Regions from separate parts of the Homo sapiens genome. Here all the other regions are linked to region 5. The links are chromatin loops, found by intact Hi-C in ENCODE. Cell type or tissue: dorsolateral prefrontal cortex. All regions are shown on one strand. Each heading gives the region's core, and the rest is flanking DNA. Links, peaks and the distances in the headings are about the cores only. Region 1 has its middle 100 kb from the start of IKZF1. Region 2 overlaps SPMIP7 (sperm microtubule inner protein 7). Region 3 has its middle 51 kb from the start of COBL. Region 4 overlaps DDC (dopa decarboxylase). Region 5 overlaps COBL (cordon-bleu WH2 repeat protein). Region 6 holds the start of COBL (cordon-bleu WH2 repeat protein).

Evidence for each region. Hi-C counts contacts between places; a loop is a spot of excess contacts. Peaks named below come from ENCODE experiments on the same cell type or tissue, not always from the same donor. Only the 100,000 strongest peaks of a DNase experiment are listed, where the experiment ranks them.
Region 1: a loop joins it to region 5, with 7 times the contacts of the local background. A loop is called at or near these places in 25 of 110 quality-filtered maps.
Region 2: a loop joins it to region 5, with 8 times the contacts of the local background. A loop is called at or near these places in 30 of 110 quality-filtered maps.
Region 3: it touches region 5 in a loop (7-fold over the local background); 93 of 110 quality-filtered maps call a loop at or near these places.
Region 4: it touches region 5 in a loop (10-fold over the local background); 84 of 110 quality-filtered maps call a loop at or near these places.
Region 6: it touches region 5 in a loop (2.9-fold over the local background); 4 of 110 quality-filtered maps call a loop at or near these places.

Annotation. Positions count from the first base shown.
Region 1 is chr7:50,202,599-50,207,790 of GRCh38, forward strand. No RefSeq gene overlaps it. Among named protein-coding and RNA genes, the nearest start is that of IKZF1, 100 kb to the right of the region's middle. RefSeq lists enhancers at 3,005-3,184, 3,965-4,894 and a silencer at 4,201-4,250. In dorsolateral prefrontal cortex, for the core only: a CTCF peak has its summit at 2,928 (motif pointing right); a DNase peak (open chromatin) is centred at 2,943.
Region 2 is chr7:50,140,433-50,145,624 of GRCh38, forward strand. It overlaps SPMIP7 (sperm microtubule inner protein 7), which reads left to right. Exons shown (of 9, transcript NM_001161834.3): 7 at 849-956. Among named protein-coding and RNA genes, the nearest start is that of SPMIP7, 47 kb to the left of the region's middle. In dorsolateral prefrontal cortex, for the core only: CTCF peaks have their summits at 2,068 (motif pointing right) and 2,267; no DNase peak of the experiment used is centred there.
Region 3 is chr7:51,365,072-51,370,263 of GRCh38, forward strand. No RefSeq gene overlaps it. Among named protein-coding and RNA genes, the nearest start is that of COBL, 51 kb to the left of the region's middle. In dorsolateral prefrontal cortex, for the core only: CTCF peaks have their summits at 2,178 (motif pointing left) and 2,378; a DNase peak (open chromatin) is centred at 2,057.
Region 4 is chr7:50,465,542-50,470,733 of GRCh38, forward strand. It overlaps DDC (dopa decarboxylase), which reads right to left. Exons shown (of 15, transcript NM_001082971.2): 12 at 4,532-4,630; 13 at 1,673-1,774. Among named protein-coding and RNA genes, the nearest start is that of FIGNL1, 18 kb to the left of the region's middle. In dorsolateral prefrontal cortex, for the core only: a CTCF peak has its summit at 2,659 (motif pointing right); a DNase peak (open chromatin) is centred at 2,660; H3K4me3 peaks cover 804 bases.
Region 5 is chr7:51,158,818-51,164,009 of GRCh38, forward strand. All of the region lies in intron 5 of COBL (cordon-bleu WH2 repeat protein), which reads right to left. Among named protein-coding and RNA genes, the nearest start is that of COBL, 160 kb to the right of the region's middle. RefSeq lists an enhancer at 2,215-2,509. In dorsolateral prefrontal cortex, for the core only: CTCF peaks have their summits at 2,394 (motif pointing left), 2,608, 4,107 (motif pointing right) and 4,307; DNase peaks (open chromatin) are centred at 2,374 and 4,074; H3K27ac peaks cover 4,000 bases.
Region 6 is chr7:51,312,287-51,317,478 of GRCh38, forward strand. It overlaps COBL (cordon-bleu WH2 repeat protein), which reads right to left and starts at 4,523. Exons shown (of 13, transcript NM_015198.5): 1 at 4,307-4,523. The coding sequence starts at 4,347. LOC124901633 (a long non-coding RNA gene) reads left to right here and starts at 4,698. Exons shown (of 2, transcript XR_007060324.1): 1 at 4,698-4,938. RefSeq lists an enhancer at 4,781-5,192. In dorsolateral prefrontal cortex, for the core only: no CTCF peak of the experiment used is centred there; DNase peaks (open chromatin) are centred at 2,598, 3,255, 3,706, 4,088 and 1 weaker place; H3K4me3 peaks cover 4,000 bases; H3K27ac peaks cover 4,000 bases.

The DNA.
Region 1 (5,192 bases), core at 660-4,659, 960 kb before region 5:
AGCTCATCTGTGCAGCTTCTTTGAGCTGTGGGGTCAGCAGAGCTGGTGGTCACATGTCTGGCAGTTGGTGGCTGCCTCAGTTCTTCTCCATGTGACTCTCTTCCTCCAGAAAACCAGATAGGTATTCCTTCCTAGTGGTCTCAGGGCAGTTTCAAGAGGTCAAAAGCAAAATCTGCAAGAGCCCTCAAGGCGTAGCTTCTGGAATTTGCACAACTCTGTCTCCATCCATTTCATTATCCATTGATGTCAGTGCAAGTCACAGGCTGCTCCTGAGTCCAGACTCCAGGGATCAGGAAATGGACCCCACTTCTTGATGGGAGAGCCCCAAAGCCACATTGCATTCTTCTGCTCTTGTATGCTCACCTCTGACACTATCTACTGTCATACACCATCTTCAAGAGTAAAAATAGAAGAGATAGAGATTACTGACTGACACTTAGCATTCCTAAATTTTGAATCTGACCCTGGGTCAGCAACCTACCCCTGCAAGCTTCCCATGGGAAGCTAAGCCTCAAGAGAAAATCCCTGGGTGTCACTGTTGGCCTCAAAGCCACGTAGAATCACTTCAGTGACACCACTTGCCTGAACTGAAGGGAGCAGGAGTAAAACTACTTTACTTCTTTGTTTTCCTCAGCCTAGCCCTGTTATTATCCTTACTCCTTTGATGGTAGCAGGAAAAATGTTCAGCAAGGAGAAGCAAATACAAAACACAGGAACCAGAGCAAAAGCACAGAACAGTGTTCACCCTAATGCCTGTTTATTTTGTATCTCTCTGTCTAATGCTCACCAGAACTACATGGCCCAATCAATATCCCTGGACTAGACCAATACAAAAGCACTCCTCTTCCTTGAGGATAATGAGGGGAAGAAAAACTAAGGGAGGTAGGAGCTTCCCCCTGCTAGAAGTCACCTCCCAAGGCTGAGGCCAAGCATTTTTCCATTTACTCATTCAATAACAATTTATTAAGCAACTATTAATCTTTTACCCCAGGCACTGCTCTAGTACAGAGATCCTGTGTGTCAGTGAGGAGCCTGCACTTTTCTCGTACGATTCTCTCTCTGAGCTCAGCATGGCTGGCCATGCATTGTAGGCTGCTGTCCAAGAGGCTTGCCCAGGCCAGAGACCACCCCAGTGCTAACTGTGCCTTCTCCCCCAGGCTCCATCCCGCACACTGCCTCTTTCAGATCTCTTTCTCTCTCCCTTTGTAGCTCTGTTCCTTCTGGAAGGTGGGGAGGCTCTCTTCTCCCCTCTGTCTACCCAGTAAATTTCCATTTACCCATCAGTTCTCCATAAAAGATTACCTTCCGCAGTGAAGCCTGGCTGGCTCCTGGGCCGAGTAAAGCTCCTCTGTTCTATGGTCTTGTATGATAGGTTCCTCGCCTTCATAATATTCTCAGTTGTAACCATACAGTCATTTATGTGATACTTTGGTTAATCTCCATCTCCCTCCACGAGGCTCTATGCTTTCTGCAAACAAGCACCATGGTCATTTTCTCTCAGCGCCCTATTTCCAGTACCCAGCATAGTCCCTGCAGCAAGCTGTTTATGATCATCGTTTGCATAAGTGAATGGATGGATGAATGAGCAAATCTCCCTGTGTGGTCTGCAGAGGTATCCCCTGAGCCTGTTGCTGGGAATGTAGGGCCCTAAGACAAAACCTTACCTCAAATGAAGACGTCTTCCTAAAAGGCTCAGATCCATCTTTCTCTCATTTCTTTCAGGTCCTCAACCAAGAGCCCCAGGGACCTCATTTCAAGGGTCCCTCCTTCTGTTTCTCACAGGAAGACTAGGAAATACTCGTGCTAACAGATTCCATTGGCTGCCTTAACTGTCCCAAAATCCCAGAATCAGCCCCAATCCTTGCCTTGTTATAATTCAGGTACAGAGAAAACATAAAGACGTTCACAGTTGTAGAGTGATAAAAGCAAATGCTCTTCCATTGGGCCCACAAGTTTTGAGCACCCACTGTGTGCCAGCACCAGCACTCACAATGAAGCAATTCTATGCTGGGATTTTTTGACATCTTAAAATGCCACTTGGTAGTGGTTTGCTAAGAGGGACAAGAGGGAGGATCATGAGTTGAAAGCTGCTGTGGAAGACAGTATAGTTTTCTGGTAAAGACGCATCCAAACTCAGAAGAAGCACAGACAATCTACGACTTCCTGTTGGCTGCTCTTCCAGACAGTCTGACTAGCCTGCCGACATAGCCCTGGTTTTTGAGGGGAACTTAAGCCCTGCATTTAAGGGCCTAGATCATCGCTGCAAGTATCAAAGAACAAAGAGCATAGTCATTAATTTCTAGAATGATGGCTGTAATGAGGAGATGCCGACCTGAAGTCCCAGGAAGGAGGAATTAGCAGCCCACATTTTGTCTTTCCATTGACTGTTGTAGGGTTACAAGGAGAGATAAAGCAATGAGAGTGGCACTGGTTGGCTGTGCTTGCCTTTTAAATATATATATATATTTAACAAGCCTTCATTTTGTCCTAAGAGAAATCAAATGCTGCATTTAGGGGCCTGCAGCAGAGCACAGAATGGGTCGCTGGCCCACTCCTAGCCTGAGCTGCTCCTGACCTTGGAGTTGAAGCTTACCTCGCTGCGGGAGGTCTGATAAGGCGATCTCTGCTCTCCTCGGAGATGCATAAGTGCAGACAGCCAGAGAGTGCCGTGGGTTTCCACCAAGGCCAGGCTATTCGTCATGGGCTCTCCTTGTGGACTGTGCAGGTCTGGGTGGGGGTGGGATTTTAGGAGGGAAATAATGGTGAGGAAATCCTCTCCCTCTCACACTAAAAGTATTTTTTCTTCCCCTGTGAGTTGGGAAAAAAATGGGAATTTTACCAAAATAAATAAATAATAATGATTGCAGAATTACTGTGCTGGAGCTTTTAAGAGCCCAATCTGCAAATGGGGTAAACGGCCACCAGATGGCAGTACTGACCAGGTCCTTGAATCAACCAATGCGGAGCCCACAGACAGAATCCCGCATCACGCTCTCAGGGAGGAAACTGAGGCCAGATCCCATGAAATCATTCGCCAGATGTTAAAAAAAAAAAAATCAGCTGATTCTATTCAGCGTGGCTCTGCTTTCTACAGGGGTCAAGTCTATCACATTGCTATCTTAAAGGACTTCACAGTTGTAGTGATGGAAGCAAATTCTCTTCTTCCATCAGCCCACATGTTTTGAGCACCCACTGTGTGCTGGCACCCAGCCAGGCACAAGGATTTGCAGGGAATGAAATCAGCTCCTGCCCTCCTGGAGCTCGCGGAGCACTTGTTTGTCTGTCTGTCTGTCTTTCTTTCTTTCTTTCTTTCTTTCTTTCTTTCTCTCTCTCCCTTCCTTCCTTCTTTCTCATTCTTCCTTTCTTTCTTTCTTTTCTTTCTTTCTTTCTTTCTTTCTTTCTTTCTTTCTTTCTTTCTTTCTTTCTTTCTTTTTCTTTCTTTCTGTCTTTCACTTCAACTTTTATTTTAGATTCAGGGGGTACCCGTGCAGGTTTGTTGCGTGCATATATTGCTTGATGCTGAGGTTTGGGGTACAATTGATCCCATCAGCTGGGTAGTGAGCATTGTGCCCAATAGGTAGTTTTTCAGTCTTTCCCCCTCCCTCCCTCCCTCCCTCTCTAGTAGTCCCCCATGTCTGTTACTGCCATCTTTATGTTCATGTGTGCCCAATGTTTAGCTCCCTCTTACAAGTGAAAACATGCGGTATTTGGTTTTCTGCTCCTGTGTTAATTCACTTAGGATAATGGCCTCCTGCTGTATCCATGTTGCTGCAAAGGACATGATATCATTTTTACAGCTGTGTAGTATTCCACGGTGTATAGGTATCATGTTTTCCTTACCTAGTCCACTGTTGATGGGCTCCAGGTTTGTTTTGCTATTGTGAATAAGCACTTGTTTATTACGATGTACCTAGGCAGTGCCAGCACCAAAGTCTTACCCAGTTGACGGGAGTTCAAAAGGAGACAGCATCGGCTGTGGATGGGGGAGGGCAAGCCAGGAAGAGGGGCAGGTAAGTTCAAAGAGAAGGTGACATTTTAGTATGTTTTGAAGCCCTGTGTGACTCACACTTGCCTGCCAGGGAGGAAGATGAGGTTATTCCAGGCAGAGGAGCAGCCTGGCCAACAAGACCCTGCATAGCTGGCCACGGAAGTCGGCTGAGGTTGCAGTGTGTAGAGTGTGTGCAAAGTGGGGGGTGGGGGTGAAGCTAAAAAGGAACACGGGGCAGCTTGTGAAGGGTGCTGGACCCGTGATGAGTCGCTTCCCTAAACACGGAGCGACTCATCACATTGCACAGGCGTTGACTGGGCTCGGGGAGAATGGGGGATCGAGAGAAGGAAGCACCAGGCATCCCTCCTGGGACTGATGAGCTGGGCCAGATAAATCTGGGATGGAATTGACCTTAGGCTACCCACCCCCAGCCCCCACCAGGCCGATGGGGTCCTTGGGGAGTCCCACAGCACCCTCTATCGCCGCACCTCTCCCCTCACAGCAGTATCACCGGTGAGCTCCTCTGTCCCCTGGATTAGGAGAGGAACCCCCCGGAACGCAACGCTGCTGGAAATGGGCTCCTGCTTTTGTTTCTCTGTCCCATCAGGATCTGCCTAAGCTCCCTCGTGGAGTGGGTACCCTATAAGCCACTGTGTGGTGTGGACGCACGAGGGGCATGAAGCAGGGGCAGTGAGTGAGTGTCCCTGAGTTTTCTAAGACAAAGCAGCAGCGGCAGATGATGGGACCTCCATGGGGAAGGCCGCGATGCCGAGGAAGGAGGGAGAGGTGAGCTCTCTGGCACCAGGACCCAAGGCCTTCTAGTCCACGTTAGGCCGCAGCCCCCACTGCACGTTAGCCTGCCCCTGGGCAGAAACACCCTGGGGTGCACAGTGTATGGGGAGCTCATGCTCCTGGGAGGGTGGCAGGGGAAGAGGAAGGCGCTGGAGCAGGCAGAGATGGAAGCAAGGAGATGTAACGAGCAAAGTTTTCCATCAAGGAGCTTAAAAAGGAGGGGTTAGGAAAAGCGGGTATGAGGTTGTTCACCTCAAACTCATTCATTCTGGGCTGACCCTGTGGCCACTCCACGGCTGGCATCGCTGCAGCACTGGGGCTGAAACTGGGGAGGCTCCAACCAACTCCCCTCAGGGAACGTTGCTTCCAATGAGAGAAAGTTGACCAGAAATAGCAGCAAAGACAAAATCTG
Region 2 (5,192 bases), core at 437-4,436, 1.0 Mb before region 5:
TTTTCTGTTTTTCCAAATACATTACCTTTTGAAATAAAATACCTTGGATGCTACCACTATTGAGTGTTATGAATCACAAAAACTGTTATAATTGCAGAAGGGATGAGATGCTCATTAACAGCATGGAAATATCACCTCTTAATTTCTACATTTAATGCCGGCTTTCCATGGATGGCAAAAAAAAGTACATTATCTGCCAGTTGGGGTCTTCTCCTGGTTTTTAGATGGAAGAAGAACCTTGAAACAAAACAAAGTAGATCCAAGAATATGGAGGAGGGATCTGGACCTTTAGTCCTGGCCCACCCCTCTCATTACTCGGCCTCTTCAGTTCTGCAGTTGACTAGTGTTTCTACCAGTGGCCCCAGAAGTCCTTGAAACTCTCTGATTGGCATTAACTCAGCCTCTCAACTTTCTCTCAGGCCCAGGGGCACGTGGCTTGTTGCCCAAGCTCCTCTGCACCTGTGAGGGTTTCCATTCACCAGGAGCCTTATAATCTCTGGCACACACCAGCCTCTTCCTTGCCCAGCCTCCAGCCGGTCTCCAAAGGAGTTGTGCTGGGGCTGCAGGAACAGCCCGCTTCTTTGTTCAGAAACACAAAACAGCCCTTACTGTCACTCTGGCTCAAACTTAAGATCAAGGAGCATGCCACCGCTCATTCTGAAGAAGAGAAAATTATCTTTATATTTTTTAAGGAAAATTGTTCTATCATTATGCTTTACATTTTGCATTTTGAGCCTTTGATCTACTTTGGCAAATAAATTTCCTTTGGAAGTTAGAATACTGTTCAATGGTTTCTTCTATGTTTCTTATACAGAAATATATGCCTTCTTTCCTTTCCATTCTAACAGTGGTCATGTGCAGTCTACAAATGCTGATGATGTTGACAACCCCTTGGGAGACATCGCATCGCTAGCCAAGCAGCGGTACTCTAAGCCTCTTTATACAAACACAAGTCGGTGAGTTCCATTCATGATTATTTCACTTGTTTTATTACTAAGGATGAAACATGATGATGGACTTTACCATAAATGAAGGAATTTAAACGTGGCTTTTATTGAACATTGCTGAAGAAGAAAGATACCTGCTTCCTAAAAGAAATGTGGTTTGTCACAAAGGAGATTTTGGGGATTGACTCACTTGGGGCCCTTGAGCAAGTCACTTTATCTCTGTGACTTCAGTTTCTTCATCTGAAACTTGTGAGAAAAAAAATGCCACCAAGCAAGGTGATCGTGGGGGGATCAATAATGTTTGTAAAGTATCTGAGACGCGGCAGATCACTAACAGAGAGGAATCACTTTTTTTTTTTTTTTTTTTTGAGACGGAGTCTCGCTCAGTCGCCCAGGCTGGAGTGCGGTGGTGCAATCTCGGCTCACTGCAGACACCGCCTCCTGGATTCACGCCATTCTCCTGCCTCATCCTCCCAGTAGCTGGGACTACAGGCGCCTGCCATCACGCCCTGCTAATTTTTTCTATTTTTAGTAGAGAGGGGGTTTCACTGTGTTAGCCAGGATGGTCTCGATCTCCTGACCCTGTGATCCGCCCGCCTCGGCTTCCCAAAGTGCTGGGATTACAGGAGTGAACCACCGCGCCCAGCCGAGAGGAATCACTTTTACACATAGGAACTTGAAGGCTGTCGTGCTGTGCTTCGTCCTGAGGAAGGAGTCAGTGGGCTGGATTCTTCCATACATTCTGCAAGGAAATCATTGCTACTACACATAATAATTCTAAAAATCTAAAGGAAGGATATAGGAAGAAAGCTAATTTAAAATATTCAGGCACAACAATTTAGGATTGTTTCTTCTTTGATACGTATATCTAAATTTTGAAATGTTGTATGAAATATTCTTTCTAAAGAATCAAAACATATTATTTGGGGTCATTTCTTCAAAGAGAGTGAAGAGCAGTATGGCAACATTTTAAAGATTTGGTGTAAAAATGAACCACTTAACTTCAATAAATTTGGGCATATAGCATTCCTGCCTCATCTTGCTGTTAATTTCTGTTTTTAAGCAAATGATATTTTGAGCGAATCATATAAAAGAATTGAAGATATTAACTGTACTTACCTGATTTGGGCACTAGAGGGCCTCCAAGGTTGCAAAGTTTCTTCTTTTGATTCGCTTTCAATTTTTAACGGAATCTTAACCTGTTAACACAAAGAAATGTTTTTCATTTTTATTTATAAAATATTTATAGACACAGAAAGATATAGTGTCACATATAACATATCAAATAACGTAAGTAAACTCCTGTGTATCCCCCACCTAGTAACATACAGAATCTTACTCAAATCTTTTCAGCCATGTGTGTGGCCCCAATCTCATTGCCCATGCCTTCTGCTTCCCCAGCTCAGAAGCTATACTCATTAGACTTTATGCCTTTCTTTTGCTTACTTTTCTTTCTAGTTTTGATACATACATATGAATCTCTAAACAAATTATTATGTAGTTTCCACAATACTGCTTGAGCTACAAAGCAAAGTACAGGAGAATATAAACAATATGATGTCATTTGCATAGGAGCACATGCGCCTACTTTGTGCCAAGTAAGGTACAGAGAGCCATCCTATTGAAAGCAAATATGTCTCTTCTTGAATTTTTTTCATCTTAAAGTTTCTTGAAGAGAAATGGCTTTATGATAGTATCTTTAGGGTCCTTTTTAATGATTGGTGGCACTTAATCATGGCTGGGAAACACTGCTATACCCCTGCCTTTTCAGTGAAAGCCATTTTTTTTTTTTTTTTTTTTTTGAGACAAGAGTCTCACTCTGTCACCCAGGCTGAAGTGCAGTGGCGTGATCTCGGCTCACTGCAACCTCTGCCTCCCGGGTTCAAGTGATTCTCCTGCATCAGCCTCCTGAGTAGCAGGAATTACAGGTGCACACCACCATGCCTGGCTAATTTTTTGTATTTTTAGTAGAGATGGGGGTTTCGCCATGTTGGCCAGGCTGGTCTGAAACTCCTGACCTCAAGTGATCCGCCTGCCTCGGCCTCCCAAAGTGCTGGGATTAAGGTGTCAGCCACCACACCCGGCCCAAAAACCGTATTTCAGGCAAGGGTCAAGGCCATTTACTCTCTAGTTCAAGTGGCTTCAGCATTGGAATCACCAATTTTTCTACAGGGCAAAAGTTTTAAAAATTTCCTTCATTAGTTGATTTTGTTTTATGGTTACTAAGTCATCTGACATGCTCTGTGTTTTTTATATTGGTAGTGATTGTGCTAATAGCTTAAAAATAGTAGTTTTTATTTTTATTGTAGAACTGAATCTGATCATTAAAGAAAAAGTATAGAAATATTAATAACAATGACAATATAACCAAACTCTTATTCATAACCATTATTAACATTTTGGCATATTTCCATCTGTCATACACACTTCTAATCTTGCTTTTGTATATTTACATAGCTATGATCACACTACACAGAACATTTTTACCACTATAACATTACCACATAATTATGGGTACATGTTTTTATGAGCTTATCATAGCTTCTATTTGTGTAGATGTACTGTAACTGCCTCATTCACTTAGGTTACATATGTAAATTGTTTCCATATTCTTTATATGACTCTTTCTTGATTTGAAATTATTTACTTAAGTGACATTCCTTCAAAAGGATTCTGGGGTCAGAATATGTAAACATTCTTAAAAAGTTCTTAAACTTATGGCTATCATTTTCTTGAAGTGTTATGTGAATTTACAGAGGTTTGGTGAGCCAATGGTTATGCTCAGTATTTATGCTCACCTTTAATAGTAACATTGAAGCTCCACAAATAACTTTTTTCCAAAAGTGTTCATTATGAAAATAATTCAGATATTTTTGAAGTGTAGAAAGTAAAATATCTCTTTCATTTTCAATCCCAATATTAAAAGTTTGATTTCTTTTTAGACTCTTCCCCTCATGCATTTATGAATGTGTGCAACATATATGTACAAGTGTATTGTGTGTGCATGGATAGGTGGAGTGTATGTGTGTATGTAAGATTGAAATATGCACTAGATATTTTTGCATATTAAAATCTTTTTAATGGCTAGATGTATCCCACCAAATCTATAACAAGTTTATATTGCCCAAGCCCTGAATACTTTTCTTGTTGTAAACAATATAGCAAAAACAGCCTCTACATATATGTTTGTACACTTATCCATGCATTCTTTTGGAACAAATCACTAAAAATGAAATTGTTGCCTGAGTTTTCTTATTAAAATTATTTTTGAATTTGGTAGGCATGCCCAGTTACTAAATGGCATTTAGAGTTCAGGAACTCAAAATGTTAACGCAGTTTCTACTGCAGTTCCTAACTTATTATAACTTGAGACTAGTTTAGGAAATAGAAAGAATCCAAAATAGTCATTGGGTTCAACAAAAATTATTGAAGCTCAGTATAGCTAAACAATTATCTTTGTTTCTTCAACAAACATGAACTGTTGACCGGATCTGGGTAGTGTTCAGGAATTTTTTTAAAATGATGCAAATTCATCCGCACTTATAATCTGTGTCAAGCAGAAAGTTAAGGTAAGACTGAGATGAGAATCCTGCTTTTTCAGGCCTGGCACGGTGGCTCACACCTGTAGTCCTAGCACTTTGGGAAGCCGAGGCGGGTGGATCACCTGAGGTGAGGAGTTGGAGATCAGGCTGGCCAACATGGTGAAACCCCATCTCTACTAAAAAACACAAAAATTTGCCAGGCTTGGTGGTGAGCGCCTGTAATCCCAGCTACTAGGGAGGCTGAGGCAGGAGAATCGCTTGAGCCTGGGAGGTGAAGGTTGCAGTGAGCCAAGATCGCGCCACTGCACTCCAGCCTGGGTGACAGAGGCCCTGTCTCAAAAATGAAAAAAAAAAAGAATCCTGTTTTTCAAATCTGTTGTTTTTATCCTCTTCAGTATAAGATCCATATTCTTTGCAAGGGCTCGGTGAACAAGTTTGAAGATAAGCTCAGTCCCTTTTAGTAACCATTTTACAGTCCCATATAATTTCAGTGCTTTGCAGTCATGAGTCATCAGTACAAGGAACATAAAAATTGAATCATCTGTAATGGCAGATCTCTGTCCTTTCCCAAGGATATGGAAAGAGTGTTGGGGTACTTTTTCTTTTGTAACAGACTCTATTGTAGATTATATATACATATATATATATGTATATATATATATGTGCGTGTGTGTGTGTGTGTGTGTATATGTGTGTGTATATA
Region 3 (5,192 bases), core at 558-4,557, 210 kb after region 5:
GAGTATATGTTGCTAAAATATTTCCAGATCAAACGATCTGACATTGGGGAATTACTTCAGCACAATCTGGAGCAACGATGGGAGTGGGTGGGAAAGATTCCTATCGCTGTGAGTTGTTGAAGTTGGGTAATGGGCACATGGAAGTTCATTTTACAACTTTCTTCGTTTTTCTGTTTAAAAGATGCCTATATTCAAAGTAAAACAGGCAAAAAAGAAAGAAAGAAAGGCTGATGAAGATCACAGTCACAGCCTGACTGGGATGGGACGTACAATTCAGGGACTAAAGACAAATCACAATAAACAACACAAGTGTTCACATTAAAATCTAAATGACTTATGGGATATGGATGTTGTTTACCAATAGTAGGACTTACACAACTTTGTGTTGGCAACAATAGGCTTTATATGAGATTATATAAGATTATTATATAGGCTTATAAATGTAGAAGCAGGATTTGACTCCCTGCCCCGTTCCTTTCAAAGACTCCTTGTGTCTCCTGCTCCAACCTTCCAGGAGCTTCCGGCAGACGCCTGTCTGCAGTCCTGCTCTGACACTTGTCCCTTCTCCCATGTATCCTGGACTTGTGTCTAAGCCTAGAGTGTGAATTTACTAATGAGGTCAATTAAAATGGGCTAACATCCCAATAGGAGGCACTGAGAACAGACATTTACTAAATGTTCCTGGCAGAGAAACACCTGCTTGTGTTATATGACGAAGATCTCATTAGTAGCACATTTAATAGAAGCAGCATTTTCTTGTTCTTTTTTTTGAGATGGGGTTTCACGCTTGTTGTCCAGGCTGGAGTGCAATGGGCACGATCTCAGCTCACTGCAAGCTCTGCCTCCCAGGTTCAAACAATTCTCCTTCCTCAGCCTCGCAAGTAGCTGGGATTATAGGCGCCTGGCATCACACCTGGCTAATTTTTTGTATTTAGTAGAGACAGGCTTTCACCATGTTAGTCAGGCTGGGCTCGAACCCCTGACCTCAGGTGATCCACCCCCCTCGGCCTCCCAAAGTGCTGAGATTACAGGCATGCACCACTGCACCTGCCCAAGAAGCAGCATTTTCTAAGAGGTAATTAAATTGATTTCAGATAATGGACACTTGGAGCAAGGAGGATTCTTCTGGGGTTGAGAAGTGCCCTTAGTCTAGGGATGACCAGTCAGTGTGATATCATGCCATATCAAATACATCCAAGCAGCCTCTCGGGCGTGATGATGAGGATGATGAGGCCTCCCCCAGGCGGGGTGAAGAGCAACCGCTGTGAGCAGCTACTCATGTCTGCTGTGGGCACAGCACGTGCCACTCCTGCCTGATTTGACAGCTGATTAGAAACTTTTCTACAGAGGAACTAGAGCAGCATTTTTAGGTGTGGACAGAGTAGGAGAGGTGTAGTTGGTATATGAGAATGTGAGAATTGGGGCTAGAGGCCCTGATTTGAAATCTCAGCCCTGCCCTTTATCAGTTGTGTGTGGTGGGCTATCTTTCCCTCCAGGAGCACAGCTATGCAGTGAGTGGAGCAGGAAGTCAGGCATGAGGCCAGAGAGCTTTGTTAACCTGAGAGGTTGTGATGATGGAAAGTCTGGCGAGATGATGAGCGGGTGGGAAGGTAACTTAGTGGCTAGGAGGGGAGTTGGGAGTTGGAGGTTGGAGGAGCAGATAAAATCAGGCTCCACAAATTGCAGCGAGCCTGAAGCTGGCAGCAGACGGCAGGGGTCCAACTCCACAGGCAGAGGCTTTTCATGGCTCTTGTGGGAAAAAGAGTCCTTGCTGACAAGTCCTGCCTGCATTGGCTTAGGCGGCCCATGTCCCTGGGGGTCCTGCACTGCAGACAGGCCCAGGGCCTGAGCACCACTGAATAGTTCCTGGTCTGCAAACTGCAGATGACACCACACCAATGTCAGAGGTGTTCTGTGAGGGCAGAATATAGTTGTGCGTAGGCAGCACTAGGTAAGCAGCAAGGCCTGGACAAGGCTGATTGCTGTTCTCTGCATGGACCTGTGTGTTGGGTTGCAGGGGGCAGCTACCTCCGGCTGGAAAGCAGCAGACCAGCTGTTCTGCAGAATGCAGACACCAGGACAAGCACCTTCCACCGAGATAAGCAGTGCTACATGCAGCTCCCCAGACATGCTGGCTTCCAATACTGGGGGAAAAAAATCGCAGAAACCACTTCCATCTAGTGGTAACGGAGGGAAAATGCAGGCCTGAACTGCAGCACTCTCCTAAGGAGGCCCAGGACTGAACCTTGCAGACCCTTCCAGGCAAGCCAGCAAATCTTATCCATCCCAACTTCCCAAGGTTAAATTGTCTTCCAGATCAACAGCCTTAGTCTGCTGAAGAAATTTACCTGCCATCTACACCACAAAAAAACTGTAGGGCAATGCAGATTCTGGGGGTCCCTGACTCAAAATAGAATTGAGCATTTTCTAGACAAGAAACAAAGCTAAGTGTCTAATGTTTCTCTAGGATCATGAAGCCACATTAAAAATTGACTGATCGATAAGCAATAGACAAATGAATAAATAAACCCTGAGTAGTTTTACAAAATAATATGATAAAAATTGAAACCATGTGTCCAGTTAGGGTCCCCTTGGCCCCCCCAAATCTCACGTCCTTCTCACATTGCAAAATACAAGCATCCCTTCCCAATAGCCCGCCAAAATCCTAACTTGTTCCAGGATCAACTCTAAAGCCCAAAGTCCAAAGTCTCATCTGAGACTTGCAGGTAATTTCCATACAGCTGTGAGCCTGTAAAATGAAAAACAAGTTATTTCTTCCAAAATAAAATGGTGCTGTACCATTAGGTAAACATTCCCATTCCAAAAGAGATAAATCAGCCAAAAGAAAGGGGCAACGGGCCTCATGCAGTATGAAACCCAGCAAGGCAGATAATGAACCTTAAAGCTCCAAATTAATCTTTGACACCATGTCTCACATCCTGGGCATACTGGCGCAAGGCAGGGTTCCTGAGGCTTGGGCAGCCCCTTCCCCATGGCTGTGCTTGGTGCAACCCTGTGGCTGCTCTCACACATTGGAGTTGAGTGCCTGCGGCTTTTCCAGGCTGAGGGTGAACACTGCTGGTGGATCTACCATTCTGGGGTCTAGAGGGCAGTGGCCCTCTTCCCACAGCTCCAAAGACAATGCCCTGGTGGGGATTCTGTGTGGGGGCTCCAACCCCACATTTCTCCTCCACACTGCCCTCATAGAAGCTCTCTGTGGGGGCTCTGCCCCTGCAACAGGCTCTGCTTGGGCACCCAGGCTTTCTCACACATCTTCAAATCCAGGTGGAAGCTGTCAAACCTCAGCCACCCTTTATTCTCTGCTCCCACAGGCTTAACATCATGTGGAAGCAACCAAGGCTTAAAATGTGCACCCTCTGGAACTGAGCCTGCTGTATCTGGGGCCATCTGAGCCTCAGGCGAAGTCAGAGCTGCTGGGATGCAGGGAGGGGCTGCATTTTGAGGCAGGGCAAGGCAGAGGAGCCCAGGCCTGGCCCCCAAAGCCATTCTGTCCTGCTAAGCCTCTGGGCCTATGATGGGAGGGGCTGCCTAAAAGATTTCCACAATGCCTTCAGGACCTTCCCCCCCATCATTCTGATAGCATCTGTCTCTCTTTTAGTCATGCTAATCACTCTAGCAGGTTACTCTACAGCCTGCTTTGATTTCTCTCCTAAAAACACTTTTTACTTTTTCAAAATTTCTTAATTCTTACAGTTTGCTTCCTATTTTTTTTTTTTTTTGAGACAGGGTCTCACTTTGTTGCCCATGCTGGAGTGAAGTGGTAAGAACACGGCTCACTGCAATTCTCCTATCTCAGCCTCCCAAATAGCTGGGACTACAGCGAGGTGGAGAGGCAGGTGCTGGAGAGGGTCTAGGGCCAGGTGATGCAAAGGTCGTGAAAGCACATGGGACCTTGTCCTGAGGACTGGTGCTCATCTCCTATCTTCATGCTCCTCCAGGGCAAACTACACCCTCCTTGGCAGGAGCAGGGAGCAAGCTGAGCGGTCAAGGCAGCTAAACCTGCCAGCCACACAGACCAGCTCACAGGACTGGAGAGTAATGGTACCCAAGAGCAGTAAGATTGCTCCACCCCAAATCACTAGACAAAGCTCAGCACCAGCCTCTGGCCCAATGGTCCTGCTTCTGTTTTCATTTTACCAACAGGTGCAGTCTCCTGTTCCTCCAGGAAACACCCAAACAACAGGATAGGCAACTTCACCCAATCCCCGCCACTTGTAGCCAGGCAGGCCATACTTGCTAGAGCTTCCAGCCCCGTGGTACCACTTCTGTCTGAATTCTGCTGACAAGCACAGTCTCTTGTTCCCCTAGGAAACACCTTAATGGCATGGTGAGTGACTCCACCCACTGCCACTGCTCACAGCCAGCAGCCCACACCTGCTAGAGCTTCCAGCCCAGCAGTCCTGCTTTTATATGAACTCTGCAGGTGGGGGCAACTCCATGTTCCCCTGCGAAGCAGCTGGACAGCAGATTAGGTGACCCCACTCATCCCTGCAACTCCTAGCCAAGCAGTTCTTGCTGGCTTGGGTGGTGCCCAAGCAGTGGGGGAATCCTCACTCTTGCATCACTAAAAGAAGTGAGATGCCCAAGTTCACAGGTCAGTGGAGGAGTGGGTTGTGCCTCCCTCTGTACAGCCATTCCAGAAAGGATATGACCTGTTTGCCAACTGTGGCCCCTACATGAGGAAGCCCCATGGACAAGAACACCTAATAAAAGAAACACAGGCGTGGAGTCAGTGATCAGAGGGGGCTCTTCCAAGGCTCAGGAGTGGACAAGGTGAGGGGGTCATCTCTACCCCACCCCCTAAAGAGCACTATGCTAACTTGAGGAAAACACAAAAGAGCTGTGCAGCTGAGAAAAAAGCCTATCTGCCTGTCCGCTGGCTAACACTTTTAAGTGCCACCTACTGGATCACGGTGGAAAATACAACACAAAAATATTTTGCCAGTACACAGCACCTGTGAAAACTAAGGCAAAGATTAAGCAACAAATAAACATTCTGTACATACTCCTGACCCTCTGAAAACACCCTAAAATGAAGCCAACTGACTGTACTCAACTTACTTCACAGTTAAAGGAACACTAACCCTTACACATGAAAAAGAATCGATGCAAAAACTCTGGCAACTCAAAAAGCCAGTGTGCCCCCTTACCTACCAACAAACACACTAGTC
Region 4 (5,192 bases), core at 427-4,426, 690 kb before region 5:
TTGTATTTGTAGTAGAGACGAGGTTTCACCATGTTGGTCAGGCTGTTCTCGAACTCCTGACCTCAAGTGATCTGGCCTCCTCGGCCTCCCAAAATGCTGGGATTACAGGCGTGAGCCACCACGCCCAGCCCAAATGTTAACTTTAAATGAACAAAGTGAATTATATCTCAATAGAACTGTTAAAAAAATAGAATATAAAAGTCCTAGAAGAAAACTGTCAACAAAAACAAGAATGAAAACAACTGCTTGACAGCAGATGAGTCTAATAAGCACGATGCCAACACTAAGGTTGGTTGACTGGACACATCCTGGACATGGATGGACTGAGGCTCCTCCCACAAACATCCAGAGCGTGTCTTGCCCTCTCGGTCCTCTGTGCACCTCCCAGGTCTCATCACTTTGTGCTCTTCCAAGGGCTCAAGTCTCCTCTCCTGCTCTGCTACCTGCAGGCTTTCCCACGGCTGCAGCTCCTCCTCGCCTCAGAGCTCCAAGAGTCAGGTGAGGCAAAAGGACATAGTAGGTGGAGTGGCAGTGCCACACTCTGACTGGCAGCCCCTTGACAATGACACTGACCCCAGCCTGCTCCTTCTCCTGAGTGCTGTCTTTAATTTGAACAAGGAAGCCTCCTGGAAAGGCTTGAAATGATTGTGAATTAAAAGCTACCTCAGCCGGGCGCAGTGGCTCACGCCTGTAATCCCAGCACTTTGAGAGGCTGAGGCGGGTGGATCACGAGGTCAGAAGTTCGAGACCAGCCTGACCAACATGGTGAAACCCCATCTCTAAAAATACAAAAATTAGCTGGGCGTGGTGGCGCACACCTGTAATCCCAGCTACTCAAAAGGCTGAAGCAGGAGAATCACTTGAACCCGGGAGGCAGAGGTTGCAGTGAGCCGAGATTACACCACTGCACTCCAGCCTGGGCAACAGAGTGGGAGACTCTGTCTCCAAAAAGAAAAAAAAAAAAAAAAAAAAAAAACCTTATAAACCAAACAGAGCATTTGGTCTCACCTGGCTCTGTGTACACAAGGGAGATTACCAAGGGGCATGTGTGCAGTGCATCTTAGAGCCTTTTTGAGAACTGTATCATGATTCTCAGTAGAGATGGCTTATGCCCCAACCCGTGTGGGCCAGCCTGCCCTCACCTGGTGAATGCACAGCATCAGGCAGCAAAATAACAGCACGCCACAACACAGTGTCAAACAGACTCCTGTGTGGGCATCTTGTAAAGGTGCGCAGCCAGCAGCTCTAGGGTGGGGCCCAAGACTGGCTTTTCTAAGGAGCTCCCAGACAATGCTGATGATGCTGATGCTGTTGATCCACAGAAGACACTCAGATTAGTGAGGCTATGGACAGGCCGCTGTCCTCCAAGGAGGGCCAGTGGCAGAGGTGTGGGATGGAGCCTTGAGGAAGGAAAAATGGTAAAGATTCTGCGGCCAATAAGCTATGTAAGTTAGAAGTCTCATGGCAGGCTTGAGGAAGCGGGAACAGCCGCTGTGCGTGGAAACAAGGCTGTGTAGCATGGGGCAGGGCAGGCCGGTGGGCCAAAGAATGCAGGCTTTGCTCTGCCATCTCTGGAGAGCCAGTGCCAGTGTTTGAGCATGGAGGTAATGAACAACACTTTCCCCTCTGTCACATTCACAGAAAATGAAGAATGGAATAGATGTAGACAAACCTTTAGCCGAAAGCAGACAAGCCCCAGAATGACTTCCACACAGATTTCAAAGCGGGGATCCTGGCGCACCAGTGACTCAAACTCATGGGACAGCTGGACATGCTTCAAAGAGGAAAGGGAAAATCTGTTTTTCTCATGGCCATTTAATTCAGAACTTAACTACCTAGAAAACCTTATTAGACTGCCCATGTATAATTCATTTAGACGCTCTTGGCAATTTTCCTCAAGTGCTTTTACCGTTCACTGACCAGCTGTTTCCAGGCAGGCTAAGAAACTCATTCCCTACATTAGCACAGGTCTAGTGTCCTCAGAACACCAATTGTCATTTTCTTCTGTTCATGGGACTATTCTTATCCCACCCAAACTGTCTTTTATAATGTTAGAATAAACACCGTGAGGAGGTATTTGATCATTCTGGAAGAGACAATGGCTAATGCCCATCGAGTTGCTCCTCTGTGCTTGAGGTGCCAGCGCTCACCACTGCGGCATCCTCAGGACAGCCCACAACACAGAAGATATCATGATTATCCCCATTTTGGAGATAAGAAAACAGGCTGGGAGAGGGTGAGCGACATGCCCAAGGTGCACCCGGAGGCCTTGGCTGAGCTAGGATTCTAAGGCAGCCTGATGGAGCTGCAGCTCTGTGGCTGCCACAGCTGTTGCTCCTCCTCCGCGTTTGCCACCTAGAGCTGGGCATCCTGTCCGCTCTGTCACATTCAGAAACGGCCTTCCTCTCATTGAATATCACACTGACCTTATTTCACTTCCAAATAGTTATAGAACTCAGAAGCTATTCAGACAGCATGTGATCCTAGGAGAAGGAGCCCTCCGTGGCGTAGGCCCGTGCCTTGCTCATTCTAAGCCCGCGGATACAGCAGGGCCCCCATGTTGCAGGTGCTGGGGAGGACCTGCGGAAACGCGGCGCCTCGCGGGCAGGGGGTGGCTGGGACAAAAACACGTGTCATACGAGTGGTTCCTCGTCATGCCACCAGAGAGCGCCAAAGACCTCGGCCTCATGGGCGATCCCGAAAGCCGGTTCCCGCCCAAGGAGACAGGCTTTGAGCATCGCTGGACTCTGCTCCTAAGGCAGGATTGGGTCCCCTTTAAGAAAGAAGTGGAGTGTGTTTTAAACAGGAGCCAGCATGATCATAACTAGTTGTCCTTGAGCTTAAAGACGTCATCATTGTGGGGAGATAAATCCCTTATTTTTTGGCTTTCTTTCCCCAAAAAAGCTGAATTCGTCTCAAATGGGTAGAGGGGGATTTCCTACCCAGGAATTCATATACATACTCCTTTCCCAGTTCTCGCCCCCAAACAGGTCCTCATAGTGCTCGGCAGCTCCTGGAACTGTCCTCACCGAAGCTTTGGGAGTAGGCAGTTCATGGCACATCCTAGGCATTCTATGAAGCTTGCAGATGGATGTGTTTATATATGCTGTGCCACAGAGGAGGTGGCTGGGGACACCTGCCCCTGCACACCTGGTTGTGAAGTGGCAACAGGACTTAAAATGGAGGGCTGTTACCATCACTAAGGCTGAATATCATAAGTGTGCTTGTTCCCATGAAGCCTGGGGACCTCTGTCCATCAAGATGAGGCCACAGCTTAGGAAGGACACCAGGATCAGAGAGAGCCAGCAGAACAGCAGCAGGCCTTCTGCAGCTGGCTAAACGGGTGGCTCTAGGCAGATCCAGGCTCATATTCAGGACTCAGTTTCCTCATTTTTTTTTTTTTTTTTTTTTTTGGTGAGACGGAGTCTTGCTTTGTCACTCAGGCTTTAGTGCAGTGGCACAATCTCTGCTCATTGCAACCTCTGCCTCCCAGGTTCAAGTGATTCTTCTGCCTCAGCCTCCCGAGTAGCTGGGATTACAGGTGCCTGCCACCATGCCTGGCTAATTTTTTGTATTTTTTTTTTAGTAGAGACAAGGTTTCACTATGTTGGCCAGGCTGGTCTAGAACTCCTGACTTCATGATCTGCCCACCTCGGCCTCCCAAAGTGCCGGGATTACATGCGTGAGCCACCACACCCAGCCAATTGTTATTTTAAAAAAAAAAAAAAAAAAAAAAGCAGGGGAGTGGGGCTTGGAGCTGATAAGTGGTTCTCAAATTTTAGTGCATAGAGAAGGTGTCTGGTTTGCTTGTTAAAACAGAGGTTGCTGGGCCCCACTGCAGGCCGGCACTGCTGGTCTGGAAGCATGTCTGAGAACCACTGGACTAGGGAATATCTATCTTATTCTGGCAATTTTGGGGGAGAAAAACACAGTCCTTATGTTCTCATAATTGCCATTGCTCAATGAACTTCATTCTTGGCTAGATGTGGCTAAAGCACAACCTATGTGATGTTTCTACTGTGACCATCTTCCTGGACCTGATAACCTGCAATCTTAACGAAAGTGACTTAACAGATCTTATAAATAACCTCATCTCAACAACCCAAACTACAGTCTGGTTCTCTTGCCATGTATTTGCTTATTAAGACATTTGAAGGCCAGGTGCAGTGGCTCACACCTGTAATCCCAGCACTTTGAGAGGCTGAGGTGGGTGGATCACCTGAAGCCAGGAGTTCAAGATCAGCCTGACCAACATGGTGAAACCCAATCTCTACTTAAAATACAAAAATTAGCTGGGCATGATGGCGCATGCCTGTAATCCTAGCTACTCAGGAGGCTAAGGCAGGAGATTCGCTTGAACCCAGGAGGCAGAGGTTGCAGTGAGCTGAGATTGTGCCATTGCACTCCAGCCTGGGGGACAAGAGTGAAACTCTGTCTCAAAAAAAAAAAAAGAAAAAAAATTTGAATTTATTTCTAAAGTCCCGAAAGACCTCCGCAATTTTACCGTGATAAATAATAAAAACAAAGTCACCTTGCGGATATAAGCCTGCAGTCCTTTGACTCCATACATCCTAAATACAAACCACATTTTCAAAGAGCGAAATCTTCTGCCCAGTGGTATCTGCCAATGCTGAAATGAAACATGAAACAGACCATCAGTGAGGAAGATATTAAAAGCTGGCTTCCTTTTCGGCTCACCGGCTCGCCTATTTCTCTTGGAGGCAGCCGATTCCCTGGTGGCCAACCTGCTCCCATTGCCATGGCCTGTCTTGGATGGCAGGGCCCTCGGTGATGTGGGCAGAGGCTTTCTTTGCAAATCTCCAAGAGAAAGGAACACAGATGGGGACTGTTGACCTGGGAGCCAGTGATGTTCATTGTTTTCACTCAACAGGTGTTTGCGGCATGCACAGCAGGGCCAGACCTTGGGCTGTCCCCTAGGGTTCCGTGGTGAGCAAACAGGGAAGACACGGCCCTGCCCCCAGTGAGCTCACCATCCAGTGGGGATAAGGGGGTAATTTTCATTGATGTCCTTGCCTACGAGGAAGGAGGGAGCCAGAACCTGCTCTTGTCTGCCACTTCTGCCCCAGATGTTCTGGCACTGTTTTCTAGAGCAATACTGGTTCCCTCTTGGTCCTACTGATCACCATGGAGTGACCCCAAGACCCCTCATCAGAAGACACAATGTGTGTCTC
Region 5 (5,192 bases), core at 685-4,684:
CAGGGGTGTCCATAGGGCGGGGGACAGGGAAAGCGAGGCACGGGGTGGGAGACAGGGAAGGCGTGGGGGACAGGGAAGGCACAGCGCCGGGGACAGGGAAGGCACAGCGCGGGGGTGCAGGGGCTGTGTGGGCAGGGAGGCGAGCTGAGAAACAGCAGCCCCAAGGGCCGACCCTGGGACTGCCAGTGTGTGGGACACCCTGTCTATAGTCCACTTCCTTTTTTTAAGAACCTGGATCAAGACACACGAAGAGCTGGCCAGGAGCTTGGAGGAGGGCAGCGGGGGCGGCGTTGCAGGCTCTCTGCAGCCCCCGGCCGCGCGCACCTGGCGGCCGCGCGCGCTGCGCTCTGGATGCCGCGTGAAACCGCAGGGCGCAAAGCAGGGAGGTGGGGAGGAGGCTTTGGAGACCACAGGTGCTGGGAAGTGGAGCCGCCAGGAGGCCTGGGCCAGGTGACAAGGCCAGGCTGTGTGAAGTGGTGAGATCCTAGATGTATCTTGAAGGCGACAGACGCTATGAGGGTTGCAGGTGGAGTGGGAGAGCAAAGGGGGCAAAGAGGACCCCAGGGTTCTGGCCCGAGGCACTGTGATGGCGGAGATGTCATCTCCTAGACAGGAAAGGATACCGAGGGACAGAGAGCTCTGCTTCTCACCTTCTCTGGTCTCTGAAGCAACTTAAATCCATGTGCAGGCAAGTGAGATTCTTGTTTTATACTTGTCTGACAAAGAGCAGGGGAAGGCCAGAAAGGAAACATAGACAGTGGAAATAATAGTCATGTTTTAGGGGAACATACGGAAAACCAGTATTTGAAAGGGACGTTTTCTACCTCAGTATCCTTACAAACATCACATTTTCAGCCAAGTGGTGAAAAATCTACATTTATTTTTTTCCCTCCGAGAACTGGTACTGGCATTAGGCCCTGTTTATCAACTCTTCAGGATCTATGTGTATACTACTCCCATTGTAAGAATCGAACACTCTGGGAAAAAAATTCATCAAAGCTTTAAAACCAAAACCCTCCTCTGATGGGTTCCAGGTTTGCATTAGAGATCATATGATAAGAATATTTTTAAAACTATTTTTTTGTTGTTGTTTTGAGACAGTTTCACTATTGTTGCCCAGGCTGGAGTGCAATGGCACGATCTCAGCTCACTACAACCTCCGCCTCCCGAGTTCAAGTGATTCTCCTGCCTCAGCCTCCTGAGTAGCTGGGACTACAGACACCTGCCACCACGTCCAGCTAATTTTGTATTTTTAGTACAGATGGGGTTTTGCCATATTGGTCAGGCTGGTCTCAAACTCCTGACCTCAGGTGATCCACCCACCTCGGCCTCCCAAAGTGCTGGGATTACAGGCATGAGCCACCATGTCTGGCCTATTTTTAATGGTCAAATAGGTATGGAAAGAACCTTAGAATGATTTTTCTAGATTACACATTAAGGTCTATTTACTTTCCAATAGTTGATAGGAGTTTTATATACACAAGGCTCTGAATCAGAAATGGAGAGTTGAGTGGCCATAATAACATATTGTTATTTGTTGTTGATGACACAGTCATCAAGGGAAACAATGCAGTAATGCCATAAAGTTGTCATATCCTTTGATTCACGAATACATTTGCAGGTGTCTTTCATAAAGAAAACCTCCCAAATGAAAAAAGGCTTTTGGGATAAAGTGACTTTCACATTACTTATACCAGAATAAAAGAAGCAATGAGCAACAGGGCCGAGCCAACCTTCATCGAGTGCTAGCTGTGAGCTCCTTCCTGTGCTTGGCACTCATTTAATCCTCATAAGAATGCTGGGTGCTGGTGATTATGAGCTCACGGTACACACGGGAAGACAAGGCTCTAAGAGGTCACAAACTGTATGTGAATAATTCAGAATCCAAATTCAAGCAAACAAAAACAAAAGCCACGCTTTTCCCTTTACACAGAAGATCATACAACCTTTAAAAGAACTATGCAGATACTGAGAAAGGCTCAGGAGAACAAGGAACAAGAAACTCTGTTAGACTTGTAGGCACTGGACATGATTCTCCTACTCTACTCTTAAAACCTGCCATATGCAATTTATTTTGTTTTGAATATAAAGCTTTTTTTTTTTTGAGATGGAGTCTCACTCTGTCGCCCAGGCTGGAGTGCAGTGGCGCAATCGAGGCTCACTGCAACCTCTGCCTTATAAAGCATTTTCTAAAGGTACAAGCTAAATTTTAAAAATATCTCTACACAACTGATGTATAACAAAAATTAGTTCTACCTCATAAACACGTGGCTCAGCCCTCGGAACACATTTTCCTGTTCTCAACTGATGAACACTCCAAAAACAGAACAGATTTGAGCTTTTCCAGGCCCAGAAAAGCTCGCGAGGGGATTTGCTGTGTGTGTGACAACACTGCCACCCTGTGGCAGCACAGCTCCACACATGCTTTGGGCCGCATTTGCAAGTTCTCTGTAATCCCCCTGGAGACCCGGATCAGCTGGGTGGAAATGCAGGCTCTCTGTAAGCATAGGACTCAGGGCAGCTGAAATTATGGAGTTTCCTTTAAAATGTAGCTTTTAATAACTTTTTCTGAAAATTTTATTTTACTGGTGGGCTTCCCTGTAAATGCCTGCCTCCAATACTGCAGAGGCTTCCATCAGAAACAACGCCACTCAACACGAATTCTGGAAACTTTTTTAGGGCTTTTGCTATGGAAATCACTTCAAATGTAAGCTCCGTCCATCTGTGAAACACTATAATGACACTATTTCTGTCACTGCCTGAACAGGGCAAATGGACAAAATGTCTCCAGACAGGTTTATTTTGTTGTTTGCTTGTTTTATAAGGCAGTGATTTTTAACTCTTTTACCAGAAGAACTTTAACTTTATGGTATCAAGAAATGCAGAGATATCTGATGAAGCATGTAGTAATACCTTTAGATTGGTCAAATTTATAGAATTTGGATTTTTTAAAAAACCAAGAAACCAAGAAGCAGGGCCCATAAAAGGCCAGTTACTTTCAAAAGTTCATTCTTCAGAGAAAGGCCTGCTAATGACTGGTCTGTTGTCCTGGTGAATAACAGAACCAGGATTAGAACCCACGTCACTTTACTCCTACATCAGAACATTTGCACTTTATCAGACTGATATAATAATTTCTTTTCCATTTTTGTGTGCTGAATTGCAAATTAACTCAGGTACCTTGTCTCATCCGTTAGCACAGTTTATCACTGCTGTTTGTGTGACTTAGGAAACAGAGACCCGAGAGCTAACTCACACCTTATCATTAACCGGCATCCACAACTGACTATGTGACCTCCCCGTGTCTTGGAGTCCAGATGTGTGGGATGACGTTAACTGCAGTGTAATCTGTTCCATGCTTTCACAGCTACACAGGCTGAGTTTGAGGAAAATCAATACTGACCATGTCCCCACTAAGCCAGAGTCCCCCGCAGGTGTCCAGTGCAGCCCAGTTTACAGCCTGAGGCACACTTTCTTTCACAGATACAGAAAGGAGTGTTTTCTGGAAAATGTAAAATTCCAGGAAAACTACTTAAAGTTAGTTGAAAGATGAGAATATTTGCTATGATTCAAGCGCCCTTTGATTAAGACAGTGAAGATATATCTTGGAACAGAGTAAACTTCAGTTTCTAAGAAATTCACTAACTTTTCCAGAGAAGATCAAATTTCTTTGACCATCTACATTAGGATTTTTTTAATGCAAATCTATTCTCATAGAGTCTTCAAGTTACAGACATAATAAACCACTTACATTTTCTCAAGAAAAAATAATACATAATAGTATCTGCAAACTTTCTGGAGGGCTCCGGTCAGGTTTACTCACCATTTCAGAACATTTCCTATGAGTGTCAGATGAGCTATATAATTTCTAATCGCTACAATGAACCTACAAAGTGGGCAGTTTAGCAGATGAGGAAAGTGAAGATAGGTTCTGCATGCTGGGCCAGAATTGAAAGCTCGGCTTTAACACCCCAATGATGTAGGCTTGCCCTCGGCCTCCGCCAGGCTAAGCCTCTGTGCTCATCAGAGATTCACTATGACTTGAAGCTGAAGCTGTTACCCTGTTTGCACAAAGACATAGAAACAGCCAGCAGGGGGAGCACCAATAAAGCCAATACTCACTGCAATGTTTCCTGTAAAGCAAGAAGTGCTAAGCTAAGCGCTAAGCTAAGGAAGGAAGGAATTCACAAGGAGATGGATCAGTGTTACATTTTATCACCGGATATACACAAAAGGAGTGCCTCTCACAGCCCAGACAGTGAACTAAGGGAAGGAAGAGCTGCAAAATCCCTTAAAATAGAGGACATTCAAAGCAGCAAAAGGATGATGTGACTCATGCCTCCGTTTGATCCCCTCTTCTGGTAAGATTAAGCAAGCACTGGCATCAAAATGTGCAGACTAGGATCAATGGCGTGGAAAAAATATGTAAAAACAACGGCAGAGTGCTCTTCAGAAATATTACGTCACTAACATCCTTAATTGAAGAGAGCATCATAGCCAACATAAGTAGATATCAATAAATCTGATCAACCAATTCACCTCTGGCATTTGGATATTTTCTGTGTCTATATAAGGAAGATCAAATAAGCCCACACAACTAAGCACAGTGCCTAGAACAGACAGGACTGAAGCAGCAGGCATGGTCATCACTGGGAGCCATTATTATTTTAAGTGCTGTACTGCCCTAGGGCTTGAAACCCAGTATATTCTTATTTATGAGTTAATATTAATCTATCACATTGAAGCCTTATTACTTTGATTCATAGGAAAAGTCACCCTTGATTTTTAAAAGTGGAAAAAATATATCCCAGAAAACACCTCATATCAATAATATAACAAACTTCTTCCTTCTTTCACAGATTCATAGTATTCAATCATGTAGCTATACCACATCTTCATGTACCATAGCTTCATCTACCAATCCCCTCCTGATGGGCATGAACATTGCTTTCATCTCCTGTTGTTACAAATAATGCCACAATAAACAGCCTTACACATGAATCATTTTAGATTTTTGCCAGTGAGTCTTCAGGGTAGATTTCTAAAACTAGGATTTCTGTGTCAAAAACTAAATGTATGTGTAATTTGGCTAGATACTGCCAAATTCACCACCATAAAGCTAGCACTTTGCATTTTGCTCAGCAATGCATTTAAGGGCCCCACAGTTTAATGAAAAAGGTGTAGTAACAAAC
Region 6 (5,192 bases), core at 796-4,795, 150 kb after region 5:
CACCATTGCACTCCAGCCTGGGTGACATGGTGAGATTATGTCCCCCCACCAAAAAAATAAATAAATACAGGAACTCTTAGTGTATTTACAAAGTTCAAGTCTAAATCAGAACCAAGTGTTAGCATATTTCACATTTGTATGTCCTTGATCTAAATATTAATACTACTTTGGTATCAAATATTTATGCTCACTTTTCAAAACTGCAGATCAATTACAAAATTAAATTTAATCATAAATTTATAACAAAGCACAAAAGGCCTAGAAACCTAAACTACTTATTACGGTGTATAGATGCATCCTATAATCATTGTTTTCTTAATAATTACAGGAGCACTTGCGTGGACACAGATTATGACTTCATTCCCTGGATCCCAAATTAAGAAGTCCACAGAATCCAGGCCTGCATATACGTGGGGGCTGTCGCTCTGCCTGGGTCAAGGTTCCACTCAATAATAATCCACTCCACCTGTGCACTGGAGGTCACGAGAAAACACAGGAGGGACTGCAGGCAAAAGTTCCTGGGGGCAGGAGAGATGCAACACTTAACAAATACCTTTGTAACAAATTTTAATCATACTTCAGTTCTATCCCCTTTATAGAACCACTGAGAAATAATAAAAATGCTCTGAGACTATGTGATATTGCAACACAGAAATGTCCAACTCTTCTAATTTATTAGTAAATATTTTAATTACAAAACATTAAAATTCCTAGGCCTACTCTCCACATTACATCAAGCAATTCTTAACTTTTACTTTCTTAAATGAATTGCCAAAATAAAGAGTAGCTCAGAAGTAATATCTTTTAAAAATAATGCTCAAATCTAACGGGAAAAGTTTTATGTAACAGTTCATTATACATGCTCTCATTTGAAAGAATGTAAACACTTTCTCTAACATGTTAGCCAAAAGCCAAAGGCCTAGAAACCTAAGCTTCCTATTATGGTGTAGAGTTAATATTTTCTTAATATCTGCATGCTTATGAGGGTTTCATACAAAATGTCACTGTGGCTGCCCCATGTCACTACCAAGAGTCACAGGCCTTCTACACTTAATACTATGTGCGGCACCGACAGGACTAGAGTAGCTCAAGTTACCCACTTCGATTAATTTTTTAAAATTTCTTTTGGTTCTAATAACTTGATTAAATAAATATAAATTTATGCAAAGAAATGAATAACAGCTATGTGTACATGAAGTCCACATTTTGACGAAACTGATTAGCAAAACTTCCACTGATTTTTACATGAGCAAACTGCTTGAATACAGCCATTGATCAAATGCACCAGCTGTTTTGACATTTCATGTCATTGGAGATTACTGTATTCTACAGAAACATGTCTTTCCTCCATAGGAAAAAAAAAATTAAGCATGGTCCTGCCAAACAGCAAGCCTTCTTCTGTCCTTTATTAACAGAGGGTCCAATGGGAAATTTAGCCCTGTGTTCTGTAACAGCCGACTACTGGGATGGCTCCTATAAATATTCAGACAAACGCAAAGTAAACAGATAAAGTAGAGAGTTAAATATACTTCAAAACCTCACCAAAAGGCAATTTGCCTTTACTTGTGTTCTGAGTATTCTGTCAATTCTTATACTTCAACTGAGCTCTAAAACTCCCTAAAAGTCACATCAAGTCTGACTTGTTAGTTTTTGCACACAGCCTCTTTCCTAAAAGAACACTTTCCCCAGGAGTCAAGGAAGTCATACATCACTGTTTTAATGAAATTCCTAGTAAAAAACATACAATTTCAATCCAAGTAAAAACGTATATTTGTGTTTTTCACAAAGATAACTAATAACTACCTGTTAATAATTTAGCCAGACACAGAGTCAGTGAGTTTACATTCACCAACCTATCTCCCTTCAGTAATCTTCTAGAAGAGCGTTTGTAGGCCACAGGGTGAAATCTCGTTAATTCACTGCACCCAGTCTAGCTTGTTTCTATACAACACAAGGAGGAGTGGTAGTTTCAGCAACAGCAACAGCTTCACCACATCAGTTTGTTATCATGTGGGAAGACAGAGGCTTACTGAAAGTTTGATTTTATAATAAACGGTTGCAGAATCAGATGGAAAACAAATTTCCCTCAAGCACACTGCAAACACTGCCTTAATCTCAGGGAACAGAGGAGTAATCTCAGTGAAGAGCCAACAGAATCTGCCTGCCACCAATAATGTACTAAAGCCACAAATTTCACAGCAATATCTAACCTTTATAATTAGCAAGCATACACCTAAATTATATAAAATATTCGAAGACCTAACACCATTTATCTCCTCAGATTTGAACACAAAATTGCTTATTAAACACGTAATTCTTGTCTGAAAAAATATAAGGATATTAACATTTTCTTGATGCTTCTTCACTGAAAGTATTAACAAATGACAAAGTGAGAACAATAGAAGTTAAAAATAATATGTCTACATTTCTTGGACAAAGATGTTCGGACAAGTAAATTAGACACTGGATATGAGTGAGGGAAAGAACTGAATGCATCAGGAATAATTTCATGTTTTCCATAGCAAAAATCCTTAGTTTTACTTTGCAATTCAAATATGAAAGCCAATCAGAGCTCTGGGAAGCCCTGAGAAGGCCAGCCCTCGACTACCTCTTGCCACACAGTACCAGGCTGAAAAGAGTGCCACGCTCTTAGGGTAAGTCCTTTCACTTCTATCATTAGACTCCCTTCAAGGATCTTACAGATACTCTTTGGATACAGTTTTGCCGGCCTTTTAAATGTTCTCTCTGTCTTCATATTTATTTATAAGGTGATAGTGACAAAATAATTCAGTGTCCTTAAATAGGCTCATTTAATAGGCTATGAAAGCCACAGATTTAAAGATACCTCTGTTTCACATTTCCCTGTTATTTTGGGATGCCTATTACCATGAAAAAGGATTTCCCACATTTACTTTCTTTCTGGGGAATTTGTTTGTTCAAAGAGAATTATATAACCACCAGTAAGTGCACTGCAAAAAAAAAAAAAGAGAGAGAGAAAGAAAACTTCTTTTTAACATTCCTCAGCTTCAGGATTATTTGATTTGCTAACCTGGCTCACCTTTTCCTGGCATTAAAGGAAAACTTTAAAATTTTAAAAAGAGCCCGACTGAAAGTCTTTTACACACTTGGGCAACACGCCCGCCTATGGGCACATGGGCAGGGTGAGTCAGTGGGACACAACTGTAACAGAAAAAAAGATTTGTTGTCCCCAAAGCTGCCTCCTTCAAGTCCAGTTGCCATAGCAGAAAGTGGGCCCATTCAGTAAGCAGGTGCAGGGCTCACCCCAACCCTCATTCCATTTGCAAGACTCATACACATTTGCTCCAGGCGAGCGAGCGAGTTCGAAGGTCCCCGGCGCGCCGCGCTGAAAACTACAAAGTCCACCGGGACTGCGCGCTACCCCGCGGCCCAGCCTGCACCGCTGGCCGGGATGAGCACGGCGCACCTGGCTCGGGGTCTGAATAATGAGCAGGGCTGCTCGTCCTGTTTGAGGGAAATTACTCTTTCTGAGAGTCAAATCCTGAATGTGACGTGTAATCCCTGCACGCAAGGTGTGGGGATAGCAAACAGAAACCGGGAGAGGTTTGGGCAAAAGCGGAATCGCGAAGACAGGGATGGGCCGCCAGACTCGCGGGTCCGCTACGGATGTCTGCGCCTCAGGCCTGGCCCCACTAGGACGCCCCTTCCACTGCCAGGGGAGACCCTGGAATAAAGGCAGGGAGGGAGAGCTGCTGCCATGAAACCCTCCGGGCAATCCGAACACCTTCCGAGAACGCGGGGCCCGGGCGGCTGCGAAGCCGGGGAGCCCTCCCCTCCACGCTGCCGGGAGAGCCGATCCTGGGGCTGCCGCCGAGGCCGGGAGAGGGAAGACTTGATGGGAACCGGCCAGGGGCAAGCCCGCAGGGAAGAGGCCGGAGTCAAAGGCCGGGCGTCCCCTCGCTCCCCGCTCCACCCCTACGGCAAACACTTGGGGGGCCTGAGGAAAGCTCGGAGCTGAGTGGGGGCTGTGCTGGCGGGGACCCCCATAAGGACGCCTGCATACAAACCACCCCGCGCGAAAAGTGCGCTCCGGCCCCGGCCCGACACGGTTACCTGGGCAACGACCCGGGTGCCCAAAGTACACAGCACGCACCACCACCCAACACCAGCACCCAACACCAGCACCGCACCACCTGCTCCACCACTACCACCAGCACCCGCTGGGGCGGCAGAGAGGGCGCCCTGCCCGGGAGCGCGCGGTGCGGACGCGGGCGTCCGAGCCCAGGGAAGCCCCCTCTCCACCCCGCCCGACCGCGGGGCCGCTTACCCGGTCGGGGGCTTGGCCGCCGAGGCGCGCGGCGCGTCCATGGTGCCGGGGGCCGGGACGCGGGCGGTGCTCCGGGCCCGCCGAGTCAGGCGCTGGCTACCGCCGCCACCGCTGCCGCCCTCATTCACTTTTTCCGCGCTGACCCATCGTCCTCCCACGCGGGCCGGCGGAGGACAGCGGCGGAGCGCGGCGGACGGAAGGGGCTGGAATCGTCTCTAGCGGGCGGGGGCGCCGGGAGCGCAGGGAGGGGCTGGCGGCGGCGCGGGGCGGGGGCGCCGGGAGCAAGGTGCGCCGCGCCCCCGCCCCGGCTGCTCTGCCGCGCCCACCGGAGCGCCGCCCCCGCCCCGCCCCGCCCCGCCTGCTCAGAGTCCCGACCCGGCCCGCGGCGAGCGTCCGGGGAAGGAATCCTCCGGCACCTGGGCCCTGCACCGACACCCGCGGGTGCGGCAGAGGGCTTCTCCCCGTGCTCCTCCACCCCTGGGGGGAGCGCGACCCTCTCTGGGCGGAGTGGGGGATCCCGGGGCCGGCGCCTCCTGGCGGAGTTGGGGGAGGGGAACCACCTGGAGCCTGGAGGCCGTGCGAGGGCGAGGTGGGCGGACCAGCCCGGGAGGACTGACGTTGGAGGGTGAGAAGTGAGTGTCCGGCACCGCTCTCTGACCTTTATCCGTGCAGCAAATGTCTAGTGCGTAGGGTCGCAAAGTGGGAGTCCCGACCGGGAGCGTCAGGAACACCTGGGAACTTGTTAGAAATGCAGATTTCTGGGGCCCACCAGGTCCCACGGAATCAGAAACAGTGCGGGCTGGAGCGCGGCCTCGCTTTGCTAACAACTCACTCGCTCTAGGTGAATGCTCGCTTAAGTTTGCCAACCTGATTCACTGGGCGCTAC